Regions from separate parts of the Homo sapiens genome. Here region 2 is linked to region 1. The links are chromatin loops, found by intact Hi-C in ENCODE. Cell type or tissue: dorsolateral prefrontal cortex. All regions are shown on one strand. Links, peaks and the distances in the headings refer to the core of each region. The heading gives the core; the rest is flanking DNA.

Evidence for each region. Peaks named below come from ENCODE experiments on the same cell type or tissue, not always from the same donor. Only the 100,000 strongest peaks of a DNase experiment are listed, where the experiment ranks them.
Region 2: it touches region 1 in a loop (3-fold over the local background); 37 of 110 quality-filtered maps call a loop at or near these places.

What each region holds. Positions count from the first base shown.
Region 1 is chr4:24,983,174-24,994,239 of GRCh38, forward strand. It overlaps LOC102723675 (a long non-coding RNA gene), which reads left to right. Exons shown (of 6, transcript XR_007058082.1): 2 at 10,047-10,235. It also overlaps a transcript of LGI2 not described here. Among named protein-coding and RNA genes, the nearest start is that of LGI2, 42 kb to the right of the region's middle. In dorsolateral prefrontal cortex, for the core only: a CTCF peak has its summit at 5,729; no DNase peak of the experiment used is centred there; H3K27ac peaks cover 407 bases.
Region 2 is chr4:24,485,033-24,496,098 of GRCh38, forward strand. No RefSeq gene overlaps it. Among named protein-coding and RNA genes, the nearest start is that of MIR573, 30 kb to the right of the region's middle. RefSeq lists an enhancer at 3,901-3,950. In dorsolateral prefrontal cortex, for the core only: CTCF peaks have their summits at 3,851 (motif pointing right) and 4,051; a DNase peak (open chromatin) is centred at 3,859; H3K27ac peaks cover 644 bases.

The sequences.
Region 1 (11,066 bases), core at 1,775-9,774:
CTGTTTCTTCTATACTAGCAAAATCCTGATTGTATTTGTGATGGTCTTGTGTTCAAATACTCTGCTCCTTAGATCCCATGTAACCTAGTTTTTGTCAAAAAGCATAAATGGAAGTCAACTGGGTGGGCCATCTGGGGAAGCTGTTGTTAACATGAGAAAAAGACTTGGCTGACATGTGCCTTTTGCCCTTTGCCCTTCCCTCCTTTTGCTGCTTGGAAAGCAGACACAATGTCTGAAGGTAGAGCAGCCTCTTTGGGACCATGAGGTTGACAGTCATATTATAGGAATGGTGAAAGGAGGGAGGAGTCTAGTTCCTTAAGTAGGACTCTTCATTATGTGAGCAGAATAAACACCTCGTTTGGTTAGGCCACAGTAGTCGGATTTCTGTTACAAGAGTTGAACATGAGCCTCACTGATCATTATGGTTTCGTTTTGAAGTCAATGCACTGGATGTTTTTGCTTTTCAGTCTGTCTCAAGCATTTGAGCATCTTAGCTAAGTTTGGGGAAATTCTGACGTTAAGAGTTGGGCCTCCACATGGCAGAACTCAGAAACCACCAATGGCCAAGTCCCTCATGGCATGAGGCTCTGCCAGTCAGTATTCGATTCCGAGAAACTGGAGAAGAGGATCTAGTGTTTAGCCCCAATAGCCTTTTAATAAACTCCTTGTCTGCTTAGCCAGCCCAAGCCAGCATCAATTGCCTGCAACCTAGAGCACTAATGGCTGCAGCTGGGAGTTAGTAAAGGCCCTGCTCCTCAACAGTGTCTTATTAAAATCCTATTCCCCAGGAAAAGACACATGAATCCTTAACTTCTCAGCAGGAAACACTGCTCTGAGATCAGGCACTTCCTTACGTTGGAAGGGCATTGTAATCTGTGCCATTGGCAAAATGCAAGACAACTCTTATTATCCCCACTTACCTCTGTCTCTGGAGGCTGCTGCAGTGCTGGGTTTACAGGGTGTATTGACAATCACTTTTTGAATTCAAGTTGCTTGCGAGGAATCTGGGTAGACCAAACCTGGGTAGGGAAACACAACGAGTGAGGAGTTGCTGGAATGCCAGTCATCTGCCTCTGGATGGAGTGTACTTCCCAGCACACCCCTCTGCTTCAGCCCAAGAATGTTTATGTAGAAGTGAGACCACCTGGATTCAAATCGTGGCACTAATACTTACCCGCTGTGTGTGATCTTAGGGAGGTTACTTAAGGTCTCTGAGCTTTGGTTTCCTCCTCTCCAGGGTTAAAGAGTCTGTGAACTGTGCAGACACTTAGGGTCTCCCCCACTTGGCAATGTTCCCTACTTAGTTTCATGCTTTGCTGCTACCATCTTAAAATTTGTAATAATTTTTAACAAGGAGCCCTGCATTTTCATTTTGTCCCAGGACATGTAAGTTATGTAGCCAGTCTTGCTTCTCTATAAATTGAGAATACTATTTATCACAAATATTTGCAGTGAGAAGTAAATGAGAAAATGTCTTTTATGTGCTTTGCCAAGTGTCTGAAACTAGTATGTTTTCAGTGAATGATGGCTGTTCCATGTCAGCGCAGCTAATTTTCTCACAGCATCCTCCCTGGCAGGCTAAGCTCCCTGCACCCCCTTTACTAACCTCCATGTACTCAGGGCCCATGTGAGGACAAATTGGACACCCGCTGCAGCATCAGGAAGTGGGAGACCTTAAGGAGCCAAGAATTCCCAGAAGTGAGATTTTTGTTTCAGTTCTTTCCAAATATAAAGGCATTTGAACTTCCCCTGTAACTTTGATGCTGCAGATGGAATTTCCTACAGGATTCTAAGGTGAGAAATCCAGGTCATGTGATTAGCCAGAAACGCCACAGGCTCATAGCAGAAGCTCCCAGACGGTTCCTTCTAAAGCACTGACACTTGTCTGCACTGTGAGGTTTGGGGATTAGACAGACCTTTCCTGAATACTCCTTAAAATCTTCTGGGCCTCACCTCTTATTCCAGCCACTACTGCAGTGACCAGTTCCAGGCTGACTTTGACCAGCTTTGTGCAGGTGCAACTGGACATATTTACTGGGATTCACCACACACCTCTGTCCTCCTGTCTTGGGTGAACATGCATCCTGATGCTGTCATATGGGGCACCCCTAGAGCCTGCCTAACCCAGAAAAGGGGGAAAGTAAATGCCTGCAAGGCCACCCCTGGCCAGTGGGGGATGAACACTAATGGATAAATGCTTCCCTTTTCATCCCCTTGCCTGCAGCTCCGAAATACATCAAATACAGCCACTTAGAAGATCCCAGTGGGATGCTGAGGCAGCAGCCCCTGTAGCACAGGCCAACTTGTTCCTCCTCCTGTTTCTCACTCCAGCTCCCGTGGATCCTCCTCTCCAATAGTCAACCCCATGCAACAAAGCCTTTGCATAAGGCCCTGCTTTCCTGGGATCCCAGGCTAAGATGACCCCCTAATCTTCTGAAATGAAATACATTTACAATATGACATAACCTACCTCCACACAATGTAATGCCATAATTGAATTTTGATAGATAAATGAAAAGGAAATAATCTTAAAAATAATTAAAACGTCCCAGCAGAACTCTACCAGAAAACCAAGGGAGCAATCAAAGACACTGACCCCTTTGCATGGAATCCCTATGAAAGTGACTTCGTGGCAAGAACCCTAGAAGGAGGGTCAGAGGACCTGGTTGGAGTAACCAGCTCTACCATTAGCCTCCTGTATCATTTGAGTCCTTTTTTTCTAGGCATCCATTTTCTCAAGGATGGTGTGGCATTGAACTGTACGCTCTCTAAGGACCCTTCCAGATTGATTTCTATATGATTTTCTTTTTTTTTTTTTTTTTTTTTTGAGACGGAGTCTCGCTGTCGCCCAGGCTGGAGTGCAGTGGCGAGATCTCGGCTCACTGCAGGCTCCACCCCCTGGGGTTCACGCCATTCTCCTGCCTCAGCCTCCCGAGTAGCTGGGACTACAGGCACCTGCCACCTCGCCCGGCTAATTTTTTGTATTTTTAGTAGAGACGGGGTTTCACCGTGTTAGCCGGGATGGTCTCGATCTCCTGACCTCGTGATCCGCCCGCCTCGGCCTCCCAAAGTGCTGGGATTACAGGCGTGAGCCACCGCGCCCGGCCTTCTATATGATTTTCTGATCTTCTGACCTTTTCAGGACACTTGTTATCTTGTTCTGGCCTCCCTCCAGCTGTTAGCCCGGCCACCAACAGCTGAAATACTAAAGTTTTTACTGAGGAGCCACACCTGCCAGGTGATGAAAAAAGAGGCAGAATTCTCCATTGTAGAGTTTACATTTTGGGAGGTGGTGGTGATGGGGAACAGACAGTAAGCAAACAAGCAACTAAACATATAGTATGCCAGGGAGAGGTAAGAGCAGTGGAGAAAAATAAACAAGTAAGGGGTTAGGGAATATGGGTGGTAGGAGGCAGGAGAGGCTGCTAAGTAAATTCCCTATGATGCTCGTCCCATAGAGTTATCAATACAAGGAGTGACGTCCCACTTGGAATGCCTGCTGTTCTGGTTACTATTGCTGCATAATGAATGACCCCAAAAAGCAGTGGCTTAAAACCATAGTTATTTCATTAGCTCTCATTGTTTCTATTGGCCAGTAATTTGGGAAGACCTTGGCAGGTTGGCTTTAAGTCTCTCAGGCTCCATGGTCAGACCATAGCTGGAGCAGTAGAGGCTGCCCAGGAATCTCCCTCTCTCTTCATTTAGTCTCAGGGCCCCTCCTTGAGGTCTCTGTATGGGCTACGTTGGGCTTCCTCACATCACAGAGGCCTCAGGACAGTAAGACCACTGACATGGGTAGCACAGAGCTCCAGGCGAGTGCTCCAGGAAAGAAAACTGAGGTTGCAACACCTTTTGTGGTAGACACTCCCTAGGGAGGCCCCCATGATTTCTCCCCTTAGAATCTGCACTCTATATAACTGCCTCACCTTGAGGTTGGCAGGAACTGTGACTCGATTCTAACCAATCAAATATGGCAAGGGAATGGGATGTCACACTTGTGATTATGTGTATGTGATATGGCAGTGGTGTAAGGGGATCACAGGTGTAATTAAGGCCCCTAATCAGTTAATGTGAGTTAATCAAAAGGGAGATAATCCTGAACGGGCCTGAGCTAATCATATGGCCTCAAAAGAAGATCTAGATCTTCCCTGTAGTGAAAGAATCCAAGCAGCAGAAATTCAATCTCTCTCTCTCTCTCTCTCTCTCTCTCTCTCTCTCTCTGTCTCCATTGCTTGCTATTATGGGCTGGATTGCTCCGCCACCACCACCAAATTCATATGTTGAAGACCTAACCTCCAGTACCTCAGAATATGACTGTGTTTGGAGATAGGACTTTAAAAGTGGTGATTATGTTAAAAGGAGACTGTCAGAGTGGATCTTAATCCAATCTGATTGGTGTCCTTATAACAAAGAAGATGGAGAGACACCAGGGATGTGTGCACACAGAGGAAAGACCATGTGAGGACATAGCGAGAAAACACCCATCTGTAAGCCAGGGAGACAGGCTTACAAAAGAACTGAATCTGCCAACACTTTGATCTCAGATTTCTAGCCTCTGGAACTGTGAGAAAATAAATGTCTGTTGTTTAAGCCACCCCAAAACTGTGACATTTTGTTATGGAAGCCCTAGAAAAATAATACACTTGTCTTGAAGAAATCAGCTGCCACAAATTCCACAGTCATAAGGAAATAAATTCCGGCCAAAACCTGAGGGAACATGAAAATGGCTTCTTCCCTAGTTGAGCCTTCAGATAAGAACACAGCCAAGACCACACCTGGATTCTGTCCTTGGGAGATCCTGAGCAGAGAATGCAGCTAAGCTATACCCAGATTTCTGACCCACAGAGAGTGTGATATACTAATGTTTTGGTGAGCCACTAAGTTTGTGGTCATTTGTCATGCCACAAAAAGACCTAATTCATCTGTAATAACCCAGCTTAGGAAGTCATAGCACCACTTTTGTTGCATCTTATTGGTTACAAATGAGCCACAAGCCCACCCAGATTTAAGCACTGGGATGGGAGGTGTTGCTGGGGCCAAATTTGGAAAATACAGCCTGTGACACCTGCATAATTGAATTTTAATTTGTAGCTCATATTTGAAACTGCAGCTGGCTTTCTGCATCTACATCAGCTTAATCAACTTGGCATGTTTCCTCCAACTGGTCTTCACATGGGCTTCAGAACCTCTCTGAAGGATGTCTGCCTCTGCCTGTCCCTTTGAGGAGCCCCCAAAGTGCACAATACCAGCACAGAATGTAAAACAGGCTTTTTCTAACATTCCCTCCATGTTTGATGACTGTTCATTTGGGCATTTTTACATGATGCCCTAATAGATAGAAACATTTATTTATTTGTATAGATTTTTCTTCACCCCACCTTTGCACCTGCTGGCTGTTTCCAGGTTCCAACCTGGGAAAGCATAAGCATGACTAGCCAACTGAAAGTGTGTATCTCAGCACCTTGTGAAGTAGGCCCTGAAACAGGGGCATTCAGCCACTTCTCAGGGCTGTACCTGCACTTAGAAGCCCCTAGACTGGACCTGCAGTATTCCTGGGGGTAATAGAAAAACCAGAGTTCAGAGTCCTGTCCCCAGGCTAGAAAGCCAGAAGCACCCTTGGCTCTCCATAAGTCATAACACTGGCTCATGTGCCCTCAGCTAGGAAGGACCTTGGAGGACATTTAGGCCAGACATCTGCTACTCAGTTCCCTTCTACAACATCCCCACCTAGTGGATCTGCCAGAATGCTTCTCCAGTGGGGATAATCATTCCCAGTTGCCCCAGGGAAGAAAAGGGCAAGTTCTACCCAGAAGAAAGAGGCCATTAACCAGCTGGAGTCTCTAGGCTGCCTTCCTTGACCTCTTTAACAAGACAATGGTCTTGATAGCTGGGCACTGTCAACAGAGGATTTTCTAAACTCCCTTCCTCTCATTACTACATTAGAGCCTGGCTGCCTAGATCGTAGAGTTTTACTATGAGACAGAGGAGAAAGAAGCCATGGTATGACAAGGAAATGAGAAGTCTATTCCTTCCAGTCCAAGAGATTGTGAGAGGAAGAGGAGCCAGGCTGAGAAAGCAGAGAAAGAATGGCCAAGGCTCTGGATGTGGGGGGTGTGTTCCAGAGGGAAGGGGAGGGCCAGAAACTCTGCAGAGCCAGAGACATGCTTCCCTGTGAGTCCCAGATGGATGTGCAGAATGTCCAGGATAAGCCCACTAAGCAGCCCCTTTCAACATGACACAATGTAGGGGCAATGACTATGGCAGACGCAGCACTTTTGGCTGCATAGGATCTCATTTACATGCCCTGCTGAGGAGACCTGGAGGGGCTGAAAGGGTTGGCAGAGCGTCCTGCCAGGGGACAGAGTCCACTCAGTCATTTCCTACGACGAGAGCAAATGGCCAAGATCCAGTGATGGGTCCTGGCCAACAACAATGATATTGACCCATATTGAATACTTATTAAATGTCAGGCTTGTCTAAGTGCTTTCCATTTATTATCTCATATTTAATTTTTGAATTAGCCTTGGGAGGTAAGCACTATTATGATCCCCACTTTTCAGATGAGAAGTTCCTGGCCAAAGTTACTCAGCAAGATTAGATAGGATCAACCAGACCTCAGTGGTCCTGAGGTCGGAGACCAAATCAGAACAGGGCAGAAGACGGAGTGTGTCCAGAAGATACTATACGCACGTAAAAACCCTTCCCCATCCCACCCTATCCCCACTGCCACAAGGACCCTAAAAGTTCTCTTGCAAGAGAAGCTGAAGATGGTGGAAATCTGAAAAACTGACTATTTAACTCAAAACAGCCTGAATGGTCTAATAGGACTACTGAAATTGTTAGATTAGATTGACATTACTGGGTTGGTCTATGCCTGGTTTACTTACTATCCAGTGCTAGGGGGTCCAGAAAAAAATTAGGTCAGTTAGACAAAAAATACAGAAGCTTACTTTTTTGCATGTTTGAGTGGAGTGTGAGTAAATGTATGGCTTGACTTCATTTCCTAGTCTGGTATATCTAAGACACTATTTGCTCTGAATAGGAAAGTCTGACAGTTCTGGGTTTGAACCCAGCTGAGCTACTCACTTGCTGTTTGACTCTTGCTTACTTAGCCTTTCAGGGCTTCATTTTCTTCACATGAAAAATAATAATAACAGATTTATATCGTTTAGAAGAGAAGCCAGCAAATATTTTCTATGAAAAGCTAGAGAATAAATATTTTAGGCCTTGGAGTCCTAGAATCTCTATTGTACCTGCTCAACTCTGCCACTGAAGCACAAAAGCAGCCACAGATGATAGATAAGTGGATGTGCAATACTGAATTCCAATAAAACTTTATTTACAAAGCATACGGAGAGACAGATTTGGCTCAAGAGCCTTTGTTTGCCATCCTTTGGGTTGAATATAGACTACACAATGACAAAGAGATCCCAAAATATATTGCCTTAAATAAGACAGAAGTGGCCAGGTGTGGTGGCTTACACCTGTAATCCCAGCACTTTGGGAGGCCAAGTCAGATGGATCATGAGGTCAAAAGATGGAGACCATCCTGGTCAACATGGTGAAACCCCATCTCTACTAAAAATAAAAAAATTAGCTGGGCGTGGTGGCACGTGCCTGCAGTCCCAGCTATTTGGGAGGCTGAGGCAGGAGAATCACTTGAACCCAGGAGGCAGAGGTTGTAGCGAACCAAGATATTGCACCACTGCACTCCAGCCTGGGTGACACAGCAAGACTCCATCTCAAAAAAAAGACAGACATATATTTCTCTCTCCTTTTAACAGTCTAAAGGTGACCATCCGGATTGGTGGGGCAGCTCTGCTCCATGTGGTCATTCGGGATCCAGGTTCTTTCTGTCTTTCGCTCTTCTATGCCTAAGGAACATTCAAGGAATAGCAAGGACAAGGCTGGAGTGGCTAGAGCCAAGCAAGCAGAGGAAATAGTTTAGGAGATGAGGTCAGAAAGGATGTGTGTGTGTGTGTGTGTGTGTGTGTGTTGTGTCAGAGAAACAAAGACAGAAAGAGTAGTTTATGTTCTTGTAAGCTATTGTAGAAATTTGGCTCTTGCTCTATGAATGATGGGAAGCCCTGACTTTTCCTGAACCGCCTGATCTGACTCACACTTTAACAGGATGCCTCCAGCCACTAAGTGGAAAACAGACAAGGAGGAGTCAGGGAGGCAGCAGGGGCCCTAGTGTGGCGGCCACAACAATAATCAAGGTGGGAAACCATGGTGACTTGGGCCAGAGTGGATGTGGTCAGACTGTAGATATATCTTTAAATGCAAATACATTTTTAATTTTTTTGCTGAGAAAGTTTATGACTTTGTTTGGCTTATCAAAAGTTGACCCTTTAAAAACTTACAGATCACTATATAGGCCAGTCACATTTAGATATGACCAAAGGCTTTGAGGAACCACTTAATGTCTTAGTATCACGGTAAATAGCTTCACATGAGAAGGAACTGTGTCCTTTTTGTTAAACACTGAATACTCACTGCTTGGCACAGTGCATAACATATAGCTGGGCACCAGCACACCCAGCTAATTTTTGTATTTTTAGTAGAGACAGGGTTTCACCATGTTGACAAGGATAGTCTCCATCTCTTGACCTCGTGATCTGCCCGCCTCAGCCTCGCAAAGTGCTGGGATTACAGGCATAAGTGCAGGAAAGTGCAGGTATAGCAATGAACACAGAGTCTGCCATAAACTCAACCTTTGTGTCACCTTCATAAGGTGCACAGCTCTCACTTTACCGTTTCTACTGTGTAGAGAACAGGACCCCCAAGGGGAGATGGAGGTGTTCAAACGCGCTAGCCCATCCCCGTTCAAGAAGCCACAGCCTCACAGGTCTCCTAGTTGTGCTTCTGTAAATCACAAGGTCATGGGCTTTTACAATCTTGATTACTTGAGACTCAGAAGATTCAAGCTGCAGATTCCAAGGTGGTACCATGTTCATCATCTTCCACTGTGAAAACAAAGCACACACAGGAAAGTGCTAGCTCTCCCTCCCTTAGGCAAGACACGTCATCTCTGGGTCTCCACTTCCTACCTAGAACACAAGGGGGTTGGAGTAAGAGGCTCCAAAGGATTTCAAGCCCCCTAAACTATTCCCAGACTCAGGCCTTGTCCCACCGCCCCCCACCATGTCCTAAGCTCCAGAGAGGGTGGCTGGCTGGTGGCACACAAGAGGGCTCCACATCAGTGACTACTGGCTACTCACGGGTAAGTGGGTGGTCAGCAGAAAAGGCTGGGCTTAGAGCCAGGTGCGGTGGCTCACACCTGTAATCCCAGCACTTTGGGGGGCTGAGGCGGGTAGATTGCCTGAGGTCAGGAGTTTGAGACCAGCCTGGCCAACATAGTGAAACCCCATCTCTACTAAAAATAAAAAAAAATAAAAAATAAAAAAAAAATAGCTGGAGAATCGCTTGAACTCAGGAGGCGGAGGTTGCAGTGAGCCAAGATCGTGCCATTGCACTCCAGCTTGGGCAACAAGAGCGAAACTCTGTCTCAAAAAGAAAAGAAAAAGGCTGGGATTAGACAGCCCTTCATGAAGAATGGCCTATCCAGCTTCTCATATGACCCACGCAGCAAAATAGACCCCCTCACCCTCTTGTGTCCCCTCACCCCTCACCCCACTGCCACATCCACATGCTCTCCTTGAAATGGGATTACAGAACAAAACATGGGCTCTAGAGTCAAACACATCTGGATCAGCACTTGGCACTTACAATGCTGAGGCTTTTTGCATATTTATGGATTAAAAATGGAGGGTAGCCCAGTGGATAAGGGCACAGCTTCTGGTGCCAGAGTTTCCTGGGTTTAAACCCAAGCTCCTCTTCCTGCTGGCTGTGTGACTCCAGACAAGTTCCTTAACTTCTCTGTGCCTCTGTTGATTCATTTGTAAAATGGGGATAATGATTGGACCTGCCTCACAGAATTTGTGAGGACCAACTGAGATAATAGCTATAAAGCCTTTAGAATAGCACCTGGCACTGGGCTAGGGCTAAAGAAGGGTTAGATATGATTATTGTTTTCTCTGTTTCAGGTCTTATTGGCTGTGCAAACTTGAGGGAGTTGCCTAACCACTCTGGGCCCTGTTTTCCTGGCTTTGCCACTCTTCAGCTGTGTGACCCGGGGAAGCTCTCAACCTCTTTGTGCCTCCATTTCCACATCTGTAAAATGGGGATATGAAAGTGGCTGCTTTGTGAAGAGTCCTGAGAATAAATGAGTTAAGGTATGTAACACTCTGCCTGGTGCCTGGTACCCTGCAAATGTCAACCAGTCATTTAATCAGCATCCTTTTAGAAAATATTAATTGAGGTACACTTTGGGACTAGGCATGCTGGGAAAACAGTGGTGACCCCCACAGACACAGCCTCTGGAATGAGAGCTTCCTCCTGCCTTGCCTCCCACCCCAACCCATGACTTTAATGGTCATAGAAAATTTCATGTTAATTTCACATCTTTAATTTTCTCACAGCTCAGCTAGCGTTTGTTTGAACTCACTTATTTTTCCTTTACAAATGTCCATTTTTTTCCATCCTCTGGGCCAGCATGACTATAAATCATTGTCTATGATTCCATGCTTAGAAAGAGCCAGGCTAGAACCTACCATCGGAGGGTTTTACTGGGTTATTTATTGCGACAGAAAATGCAAATGCATTGGCAGTAAACATAAGGAAGAAAAAGCTACTTCAGCAATATGTGCAGAACGTAAATGCAGATGGAAATGGGGGGTTGGAGTGTCATTTTTAGTAAGTAGAGCAGATACTCCACTTTGCTGAAAATATGAAATACCAGAAAATTCTCCTGACTTTCTATGTTAATGAAAGAAATGTAAAGTTGACCTGCTTCCTTTTTCAGGACCCCAGAATGACATTATATTTCGCTATAGTTAGTGCTATTCAATGTGAAAAGCTGACAAAACAGCAAATAAAAAACCTAAAAGGGAGTGTGCAGAGAACAGAGCTTTGCTGAACAACATCAAGTCCTTTCTCATCACCTGCACTACAGAAAGATCCTCTCTTGGTGCTGCCAAATTTCCTTTTTCTGGTCTGTTTCATAC
Region 2 (11,066 bases), core at 978-8,977, 500 kb before region 1:
AAACTGTTTGAGGAGGTAAGATTTGAAGTGATACCCAGATGACAAGAGGAAGTCATCACACAGTAATCTAGAGTCAGATTTATCTAAAGCTCTTAACATCAAACAAAAGCTTAGTGCTAACCTGAGGGAATGGTGAGCAGAAGCATTTTTTATTTTTAGAAGTCTCATAAAGAGCATGAGACAGTGCAGGCAGAGTGGAAACAGCAAGGCTTGTGAGCCAGGGCTGGCGGGGGTGAGCCTGGCTCTGTCCCGCGTGTGGCCTTTGACAGAGTCCCAGTCACCTCATCTGTAAAATGGGCTTGCAATTGCTTAGAGCAGGGCTGCTGTCAACATGAAATGGAATAACTATGGAAAGCACCTGGAGGATACTGTAATCTCTACTGTTGACATCAGCTCTCAGGGTTTGATTGGCCTGCCCTTTGAAGCATCCAGTCTGGAATATTAAGACATCAGTGTCCGGGTGTGGTGGCTTATGCCTGTAATCCCAGTATTTTGGGAGGCTAAGGCAGGCAGATCACTTAAGGTCAGGAGTTCAAGGTTAGTTCAAGCCTAGCCAACATGGCAAAACGCTGCCTCTACTAAAAATACAAAAATCAGCCAGGCATGGAGGCACGCCCCTGTAATCCCAGCTACTCAGGAGGCTGAGGCAGGAGAAACACTTGAACCTGGGAGGCGGAGGCTGCAGTGAGCCGAGATTGCGCCATTGCTCTCCAGCCTGGGCGACGGAGCAAGACTCCGTCCCACAAAAAAAAAAAAAAAAAAAGACATCAGCATTAATCAACAGGAGAATAAGGAGATTCCTGAGATTTCACAAACGACACATATTTGTGAGCCTGTTGGGTATTGTCACCATATTATGATTAAGATCTAGATAATACTTGGCACATCATTTACTAAGTCTCTCCACAAGAGCAACTTGGAAAATTCAGAGGAATGACCTTTGGCTTCTCAGTTGGTCTGTTTACTCTGATAGACTGAGGGAGAAGGCTAACTGGGTCACCCATGACCATCTTTGACCTTTCTCAACTCTCAGTTGATGTCACTGTTGTGGTAGAGGCCCTTGGGGAAAAATTCTTTCTCTCTCAACTTTCTTTGTCCATGGAAGTAAATTGTGTTAACAATGGCTCTGACTACATTTATATCCATTGCCTACCTTCATCTTCCTACCTCCTGTTCTCCCCATTTTACAGACGAGGGGACCGAGGTTCCGAGAGGTCACACAGCCAGGTAGGCAGCTCGCTCTGGGCTGGGTCCTTTTCTCGTTCATGTACTCAGTCCCCACAACAGTCTTCAAGCCTTTTTGCCTCAGGAACCACTCTTTCTTCCATTTTCCCCTGGTCAGCTCTGACCTCGTCCTCAGATCTCAGCTTGTGTCACTTCCTCAGTGAAAAGCCCATATTATGGGCTCACCAAGCTCTGTATCTTCCTCCTGCGTCCTGCCTATCAAAGCTACAATTGCACAATTGTCCATGTGACTGTTGGATCCATGTATAAAGTAGGAGTAAAGAGCCCAAGCTCAGACATCAGGGACGTGGGTTTAGAAATGAGTGCCACCTCTTTCCAGCTGAGTGTCTTTGGGCTAGTTATTTAGCCCCTGCCCATCTCAGTTTCCTGGGGTGTAAAATGAGAATCATAATAATAACTACCTCATAGAATGGCAATGATGTGAAATCAACTCATGTTGCTAAAGTTCTTGGGGAAAATGCCCAACAGACAGCCTGCGATACACGTAGAGAGGGGCCAGAAGGCCATCTCCTAGGCCACACCGAGCCACACTGCAACCTCCATACAGGCAGGATGGTGTTGCGCTTGGCAAAGCAGGTATTCCACAAATATCTGTAGAATTCAATGAAGTACTATCATCATCATCCTCATTATCATTCTCATTTTACAAGAGAGCGTTCAAGTCGCTTGCCCAAGGTCACATGACTAGTTAAGACACTGAGCTGAGACTCACCTTAAATCCTATTGCTCATCCCACCTGGCTATTCTGCTGGCCATAGGGTCTTCTGGTCTACTGTGGATAAAACCCAGAGTCCAGGCAGGACAGGGAACAGGGGGTTGCAGAAGCTTAGGGAGGAAGCACGCCAAAGTAGGCGCACCTTCATACAGTCTCCCAAGCCCGACTGCCTGCAGATTTTCTGTCTGAGCCGCCAGAAACAAAGATGACAGCCGAAGGGCTGAAGGTCACTCCAGAGTAGGGAGAGAGGGGTCTTGGTGGGCCCAGATCTCCCAGCACCAGGCAGTGGGTTCTCACACCAGCCTTGGTCTCCTGGGCACAGAACGAGGACAGGGATAGGAGACCTCCCATCTCTCAAATGCCCTGGTGTGTTTAACTTGTTCCTGCATTTTCCTGGGGGACTTGTGTGTGCTCTGGGCCTAATGATTTCCTGTGAACATTCTACCCGGGGTGTATTCCTGTGTCTTCAGAGGAAGGACTAATCCAGCCAGACCGTCTCCATTCCCCTCCCTTTACCCTCTCGGACCAGACCAGCCTGGCATTTTTTTCTCTTGAATTTAAGAGCCTTGCAGACACGAAGATCCTTTTAGCTTTTAACATATTTAATAATTTATTATTTATCTAGTGTTTTTGTAAATGTATTCCTCAGATCTTGCCTTTGCATCTCTAGTTTCCAATTTGCACCTACCTGACATAGTTTATATTACAATCCCTTGATTCTCCAAAGGCAGGGTTTCCTCTTTTAACACTTTTTTATAGTCCTAATGAACTTCTATGCTTCATTTACTCAAGAAGACATCTCTCTCTCCCTCTTTCACATTTTCCTGCTCACAGGCATACAAATCATATGTGTCACTAATACAGTGTTGATTTTTCCTGGGTTGGTTCTTTTTTTAAACATGTTTGCCCTTCAGCCTGCTATTAACCAGTTTCTTCCTACTTTGAAAAACTCACTCTTTTAAATTTCATCATTCAGTATTTCCTCAGGGATTTTACCCTTTATTAAGAAGTCAGAACCAATTTTGGAGCAATCCTGGATACCAAACAGTCTCCTGAATCCTTTGTCTCCTCCCCAGCTCTGGCACAGGAGTGGGCACACAGCAGTGACCCAATAAATACTTGTTGGTTGACCAGGTGGCCAACAAGTGATTTTCAGAGAGGCAGATTGGAGTCCTGCTTAAGTACATGGGTGTGAAATCGGGACATGTGGGTTTCAGTGCTGGTTTTATTCCACATGTGGCTCTGTGACCTTAAGCAAGCCACTCAAATGCTCTAGGCTTCCATTTCCTCAGCTGTAAAATGGGAATGAGAGTCTTTTCTACCATCTTCCAAGGCTTACTGCAAGGATTAAATACATAAAACACTAAGGAAGATACCTGACAGAGCAAGCTGTCGATAAACAATAACTTTGGTTTCTTGCCTACTGCCTCCTCTTTGCAAGACACTTACATGATAGAGATTACCTTGAATCACAGACAGAACAAGGCAATTCACACCTCTCCCCGCACTTCCAAATTAAGAACCACGTGTGATAAAGGCACTAGGAAGATCTCGCTCTCGGTTGTCCACACAAGCATTTAGATGTGTGCAAACGGCCCATCCATGAGTCCCAGTCTCCTGCTGTCCCTTCTGAGACCTCAAGGCCAGCATCTGTAAAAAGGGGATGGTACTTTGCCCCTTACTGGAGAAAGAATTCACCATCCCTATTCTCAAACCTGTCGCCTTCATTTAAATGATCTATTGCCTTGTTACCCTAACATGAATTGCCCTCACACCAGTTCAAAACAGCTGGTAAATAAACCAACTAGGACGATAGAGGCCATCCAGTCCTCTTTAAGGATGGGTTGGCTCAGGAGGTCAAGGCAGAAATGCCCACTAGGGGGCGAGCGTGCTCACTCATCGATCCCCGTGGTGGTTCAGTCCTGGAACTACTAGGAAGGGAAGAGGGGGCTAACACGTTCCAGGCACTCTCCCAGGCCCATCTCTGGATGCACTACCACATGTAATCTAACATTGCCCCGGCTGAGGAGGTTGTATTTCTCCATATTAAACCTAGGTATTCTGAGGCTTAGGGGGGTTAGTTAATCGGCCCAGGATCCCAGAGCTGAAAGTGGAAATTGTGATGGAAACGAGGCTTCTCCTACTCTAGCAGGCCACCTAAAGGGTCCCTGTAAAGGGCAATACTCAGCTTTGACTGTTGGAAAGGAAGGTGTGCAGACACCAGACATGTGGACACTGACAAAATGGTGGGTCACATACACCTTCCCCCAAAAAGGGGCGTAAGTTTAAGCCTGTGTTTCCCAAAGTGTGTCCCACAGAACATAAATCCTGAAAGGTCCTCTGTAAAAAAGGTCTCTGAGGTCATAGAAGTATTTGAAATGTGGCATTTACTGTTCTTTCTGAAATACAAAATACTGGTGAATATGTTAAAGGTCGTGGGAAGTCCTGCAGTAAAGAAACCTGTTTGCTTGACTTTGTTTAATCTAGTTGAGCACTTGGCCAGCCTATTGGACATCAGGGTTGTTACATACATATGACATCTATTCATTTTTTAAAAATAAGCTTGCTTCAGAACATTAGGAACATACTGAAAGTGAAGGAATGGGAATTCACACATTCAAATAAGGGATTGACATAGATGTCTCAAAGACAGAGGAAAGTGCGTCCAAGTAGGGTATTTATGGAAAGTCTGAGTTATGAAACAAAAACAGACCCAGAACCATACAGAAACCTAAAGTCTTTAGGATATGAAGAACCATTTCAGCATTCAGGATGACTCCAAAATGTAATCCAGAAGACAAACTATCATGGTAACCAAGATGTTTCACACCATGGGGTAAAAATTTTACATTTTGAGTCCTTAATCTCCAAAGCATGCTCAGAGCTGGATCTTAGCATGGAATGTGAGTTTAATCATGAACTTGCTGTATTCATCAACACACACACACACACAATGGAAAAAAGTTTTGCTACGATTGTACTGAATGGCTTAGAGAGTACAGTCCACAGAGACAGATGGTTAGACCCATGGCTGGCTCCCAAAGCTGCATTCTCCAGTTCAGTGAGAGGCCAGCAGAGACAAGTGAGGAACCAGCTGCTTTCCACAGCTGGAACAGCTGCAGGGATTGACCTTGAGAGACCCTGCAGTCAGCACACGAACCTGGTGGCTCATGCTGACTTCATGCCTCAGAATGGAGTACAATGAAAAAGAACATCTACTGTTCCTGATGGGTTAAAGATGGCCACAAATCCTTTGATACTTCCCCTTTCAATAGGTGGGGTCTAATTTCCCTCCCCTTGAATCTGAGCTGGTCATAATGGCTCACTTGACCAAGAAAATGCGGCAACCGTACTCTTCTGGGACTTTTGAGGCTAAATCTTAAGAAGCTTGCAGCTTCTGTCAGTCTCCTAGAACACTCAGTCCTGGGACCCAGCTACCTTTCTGTGAGGAAGACCAAGCAGCCCCATGGAGAGGCCACATGGAGCCCTGGTTGAGCTCCAGCCAACAGCCAGCACCATCTTGCCAGCCATGTAAATAAGCCATCTTAGAAGTAGTTGGAAAACCAACAAGTCATCCAGCCACGCCCTACGCTTCTCACCCCTAAATGATCTGATCCTACATTCATGAAATACAGTAAAATGGTTGCTTTAAGCCACTAAATGTGAGATTATTTGTTAAACAGCAATAGATAACTGGAACACAATTTTATTGAGCCACTATAAGTGATGGCACCAAAGTAGGTACTTTGAATATGTTATCTCCTATAATCGTCACAATTTTCTTTAATTGTACAAATGTGAGAATTAAGACTTTGACCTTGGACACATTAAGAAACTCATCCCAAGTCACACAGCAACCCTGTTTTCCTGTCTCCAGTATCTTTAATTATTAGAAAATGTATTAGGGAAAAAAATCCACAAAATATGCTATAGAGAAAATAGGTAGTAGAAAAGTAGAATGAATGGTGAGTTTGCATGGGTGCAAAAGAAAGCACCTCTGATTCTAGCCTAAAATAAAACAAAAGTTGTAGACAATGGAGAATTCTCATGAAAATATGTCCTCCCTCTGGCTTCAGTTATATCACTGCTATGAGACTGAATAGGAAAGAGGGAATGTTTTCATAATGTTAAAGATTTTTTCCTTTAAATTAGCAAGGCCAGCGCACCAGCTGGGTCCTTGACAGTTGTCTTTACTAAAAGCACTTATGGACTTAGCACCTACTATGTGTTAGGCATTGCCTCAGGTGTTTCACCTGTCAGATAACCACAGGCACATTTCCTTACATTTGTAAGAGCTTTAGAGTTGACATAATATATTTACCCACATGGTCTCATTTCATCATGGGAGCAGATGCTTTTCCTGGGGAGCAAAAGGAGCCAAATTAATCAACAAATGATCAACATTTAGCAGGCACCACCTATATGCCTGACACATAAGATCATTCCCTGCCTCCCTCTCCCCACTGGCTGGTTTATTCCCCTTTGCTTTCTTACTTAACGGTTTGTATTGTATGGTTTATACCTGTTTCCCTCATGACTCTATAAGATTCTCTTGCATAGCAAAAACCTATGTACAGTGCCTGGGGCAAAATAGGGAAGGTCTGCTAGTGAAATGGAGGGAGGGAGGGAGGGAGGGAGGGAGGGAGGGAGGGAGGGAGGGAGGGAGGGAGGGATGGATGGGTAGGTGACTGGATGGGTGCATAGGTGGGTGGGTGACTGGATGGATGGGTGAATAGATGGATGGGTAGATGGGTGGGTGGGTAACTGGATGAATAGATGAAAGGGTGGATGGGTGGGTGACTAGATTAATGGGTGGATGGATGAATGGGTGGGTGACTAAATGGACAAATGAATGGATAGGTAGATTGGTGACCGGATGCATGCATGGATGGATGACAGGATGGATGGGTGGATGTTAGTGGGTGGGTGACTTGGATGGATGGATGGATGGATGGATGGATGGATGGATGGATGGACAAACGGATGGATGGATGGATGAGTGGGGACTGGATGGATGGATGGGTGTGTGAGTGGGTAGGTGAATGGTTGGATGGATGGATGGATGGATGGATGGATGGGTAGGTGACTGGATGGATGCATAGGTGGGTGGGTGTGTGAGTGACTGGATGGATGGGTAGATGGGTGGGTGGGTGACTGAATGAATAGATGGGTGGATGAATGGATGGGTGGGTGACTGGATGAATGGGTAGATGGGTTAATGAGTAGGTGACTAAATGGACAAATGGATGGATAGCTGAGTTGGTGACTGGATGGATGCATGGGTGGATGGAATGATGGATGGATGAATGGATAGATAGATATAGGTGTGTGGGTAACTGGTTGGATGGATGGATGGATGACTGGATGGACAGATGGATGGACAGATGGATGAATGGATGGATGGATGGATGGATGACTGGATGGACAGATGGATGGATGGATGGATGGGGACTGGTTGGGTGGATGGATGAGTGGGGACTGGATGGATGGATGGATGGGTGTGTGAGTAGGTAGGTAACTCTTTGGATGGATGGATGAATGGGTGGATGGATGGATAGGTGGGGACTGGATTGATGGATGAGTGGATAGGTCGGTGGGTGGGTAGATGGATACCTGGACGGGTGGGTGTGAATGAAAGGACTATATGAATAATTAAGTAGTTAAGAGTGGTTAAGACTTACGGAATCACCCACTCTTTATTGCACTCTTTTTTTTAAGAGGCAGAGTCTTTCTCTGTCACCCAGGTTGGAGTGCTGCAGCCTAATCATGGCCCACTACACCCTCCAACTCCTGGGCTCAAGGGATCCTCCCACCTCAGCCTCCCAAATAGCTGGTAGTACAGGCATGCACCACCATTCCCAGCTAATTTTTAAATTTTTTGTGGAGACGGGGTTTCACTATGTTGTCCAGGCTGACCTCAAAGTCCTGGGCTTGAGTATCCCGCCACCTCAGCCTCCCAAAGCTCTGAAATTATAGGTGTGAGCCACTGCACCTCGCTCTTATTACAAAAGCTACCAGTTTTTCGAAGAGGAGGAAAAGAATAGTGAAGGGAATGAAGAGATGGAAGAAAATGAGGATGAAGAAGACAGTTCAGGGAAAGTCATCAAAACAGGTACTAAGGAAGGGAAAAGATGTATTTAAAGTATTATCCATTCCTCAAGGCGGCCGAAGGGGGTGGATCACTTGAGCCCAGGAGTTCAAGACCACCCTGGGCAACATGGTGAAACTCTGTCTCTACAGAAAAAATAAAAAATAAAAAATAATATATATATATACACACACACACACACACACACACACACACACACACATACACACAAAATTAGTCGAGTGTGGTGGCACATGCCTGTACACACACACACACACACACACACACAAAATTAGTTAAGTGTGGTGGCACATGCCTGTAATCCCAGCTACTGGGGAGGCTGAAGTGGGAGGCTAGCTTGAGCCCAGGATGTCAAGGCTGCAGTGAACCATGATCATGCCACTGCACTCCAGCCTGGGTGACAGAGTGAGACTCTGTCTCAAAAAATAATAATCAAGTGCCAAGTGTTGGCACAGACACTAACAGACAGAGCAGTAAGGGAAGGTTTTAAAATGGAGGGAAGACGGGCAGGATGTGACCTGCTGGGGAGGGTGGAGGCTGGGGGACTGCAGTGGAAAAGGAAGGAGCCCATTATTAGACAACTAGGTGAGGACACTAAGTGAGAGGTTCCTTCAGGGGCAGTGTGTTTGGGGAATCAGGCGTTGTGTCACTGCGGAGTGCACATGGGAGGTTGAAAGAAGAGACAGGCCAGGCCAGTTGTGCAGACCTCATGCAGACTAAGGAAGCAGAAGTTCTCCTGGCAGGCATAGATGTACATTTGAAAAAGAAAACACAGGGGTTGGAGTGGTAGGAGAGCATCACAGCAGTGGTCTCCCAGTTTTTTAATGGCTGTTGTGTGCAGAAGGATTAGGAAGCATCCCATGACAATAGCTACTATTAATGTGCCAAGTGGTCTGCTAAATCATGACATGCATGAGCTCATTCAGTCCTCACCCCAACGTTCTCTGGTGCATACTATTATTATTATTATTTTGAGACGAAGTCTTGCTCTGTCGCCCAGGCTGGAGCGCAATGGCACGATCTCAGCTCACCGCAACCTCCACCTCCCGAATCCTTCTGCCTCAGCCTCCCGAGTAGCTGGGATTACAGGCACCCATCATCATGCCGGGCTGATTTTTATATATTTGTAGAGACAGGGATTCACCATGTTGGCCAGGCTGGTCTCGAACTCCTGACCTCAGATGATCCACCTGCTTCGGCTTCCAAAAGTGCTGGGATTACAGGTGTGAGCCACCACACACCAGGCCCCTGGTGTGTACTATTATCCCCATTTTATAGATGAGAAAACAGAATTGAGACGCCAAGTACATTGTTGAAGATCACATGACTCATAAGTGATGGAGCTAGGACTTGAATCCTGTTTTTCCCAACTCTGAAACAGTAGGATGGAACAGAGTACCCAATCCATTTCCTGTGCTGTTCAAAATGAGCAGAGGGTAGAAGTTACAGGGGCACAATTACAGGGCTCAGCAGAAACATTTCTCTCAGAATTAGAGCTGAGCCAGAAAGTAACCTGCAGCACTTAAGAAATGGAAGTGGAGGTAGCTGATGGGGAGAAGCATCTGGTAAGAGCATGGTATGGACATTTGTCATGTTTCCTCAATGCCCAGCCCTTTAGAACACCCTTTCTATACCAAGCAACACAATTTCCATATTAGGTGACTCTCTTCCCTAAGCCACAGCCTGAAAGCATGTTTTCCCAGCCTCTCTTGCAGCTAGCGCACAGACATGAGACCAGGCTTCAGCAACTGGAGTGTCCAGACTGTGATTCAAGAAGAGGGACATGGAGTCCATTTTGCTAAAGAGGCTGTTTTTTTGAGGGTGGTGGTGGCCACAAAGCCTACTTTCTGGCACAGAGCTGGCATTGGAGCTGGTGACAGTGGTGACTTTGGTGAAATCAGGCTCCTGATAGAGGCAAACTAGCTGCTTAGTGGCAGCATCAGTAGTGGATTCCTCATCAGACTAGATTGATGCTTTCAAGTTTGGCTCCTGAATTTTGAGCCCTATTCTGCTGCACCCTAGCAGATTGACAAGCCCCCAGTGTGCTCTCAATAAACTCCTCTCCAGCCTAATGGGCTGGGGGCCACTTCTGTTGCTCACCATGTAGAACGCTGACCAAGACAAGCGCCCAGAGGGAATTTCTATACTGTGCAGAGTTGGACACAAACACCTCTTATCCCTGTCAAGGGCTGATTCCAGAGTCTAGAGAATTTTTGTCAATCAGCTGGAGAGGCAATTTCTAGTGACTTTAACACACTGGTGAAATGGCTCTGAAAACTTGAAGGCAAGACCTGTTAGGGGCATATTAGTCAGGGTTCTTCAGGCAGACAGAACCAACAAGGGAGAAAAACAGGAAAGGAAGAAGGAAGCAGGGAAGGAAGGAAGGAAGGAAGGAGAGAGAGAGAGAGACAGACAGACAGACAGACAGACAGAAAGAGAAAGAGAAAGAAAGAAGGAAAAAAGAAAGGGGAAGAGAAGAAAAGAGAGAGAAGGGAGGGAGGGAAGGAAAAAAGGAAAGAAAAAGGAAGAGAGGAAGGGAGAAGAAGAAGGAGGAGGAGGAGGAGAAGGAGAATAGAAGGAAGGAAGGAGAAAAGAAAGAGATTGAGAGAAACATTGATTTTAAGGAACTGGCTCACATGATTGTGGAAGCTGACAAGTGCGAAATCCAAAATCTGCAGGGTAGGCCAGCAGCCTGGAGATCCAGGGAAGAATTGCAGTTCAAGTCCAAAGACCATCAGCCAGCAGGATTCCTTCTCCCTCAGAGAGGTCAGTCTTTTTCTCTTAAGGCCTTCACCTGGTTAGATGAGGCTCACCTACATTATGGAGGGTAATCTCCTTATTCACAGTCTACTGATTTAAATGTTAAATCTCAACTAACATATACCTTCACAGAAACATCTGGAATAATGTTTGACTATATATCTGAGCACTGGGGCCTAGCCAAGCTTACATATAAAAATTAACCATCACAGGACCCGTACCAAGCAATGTAATTAT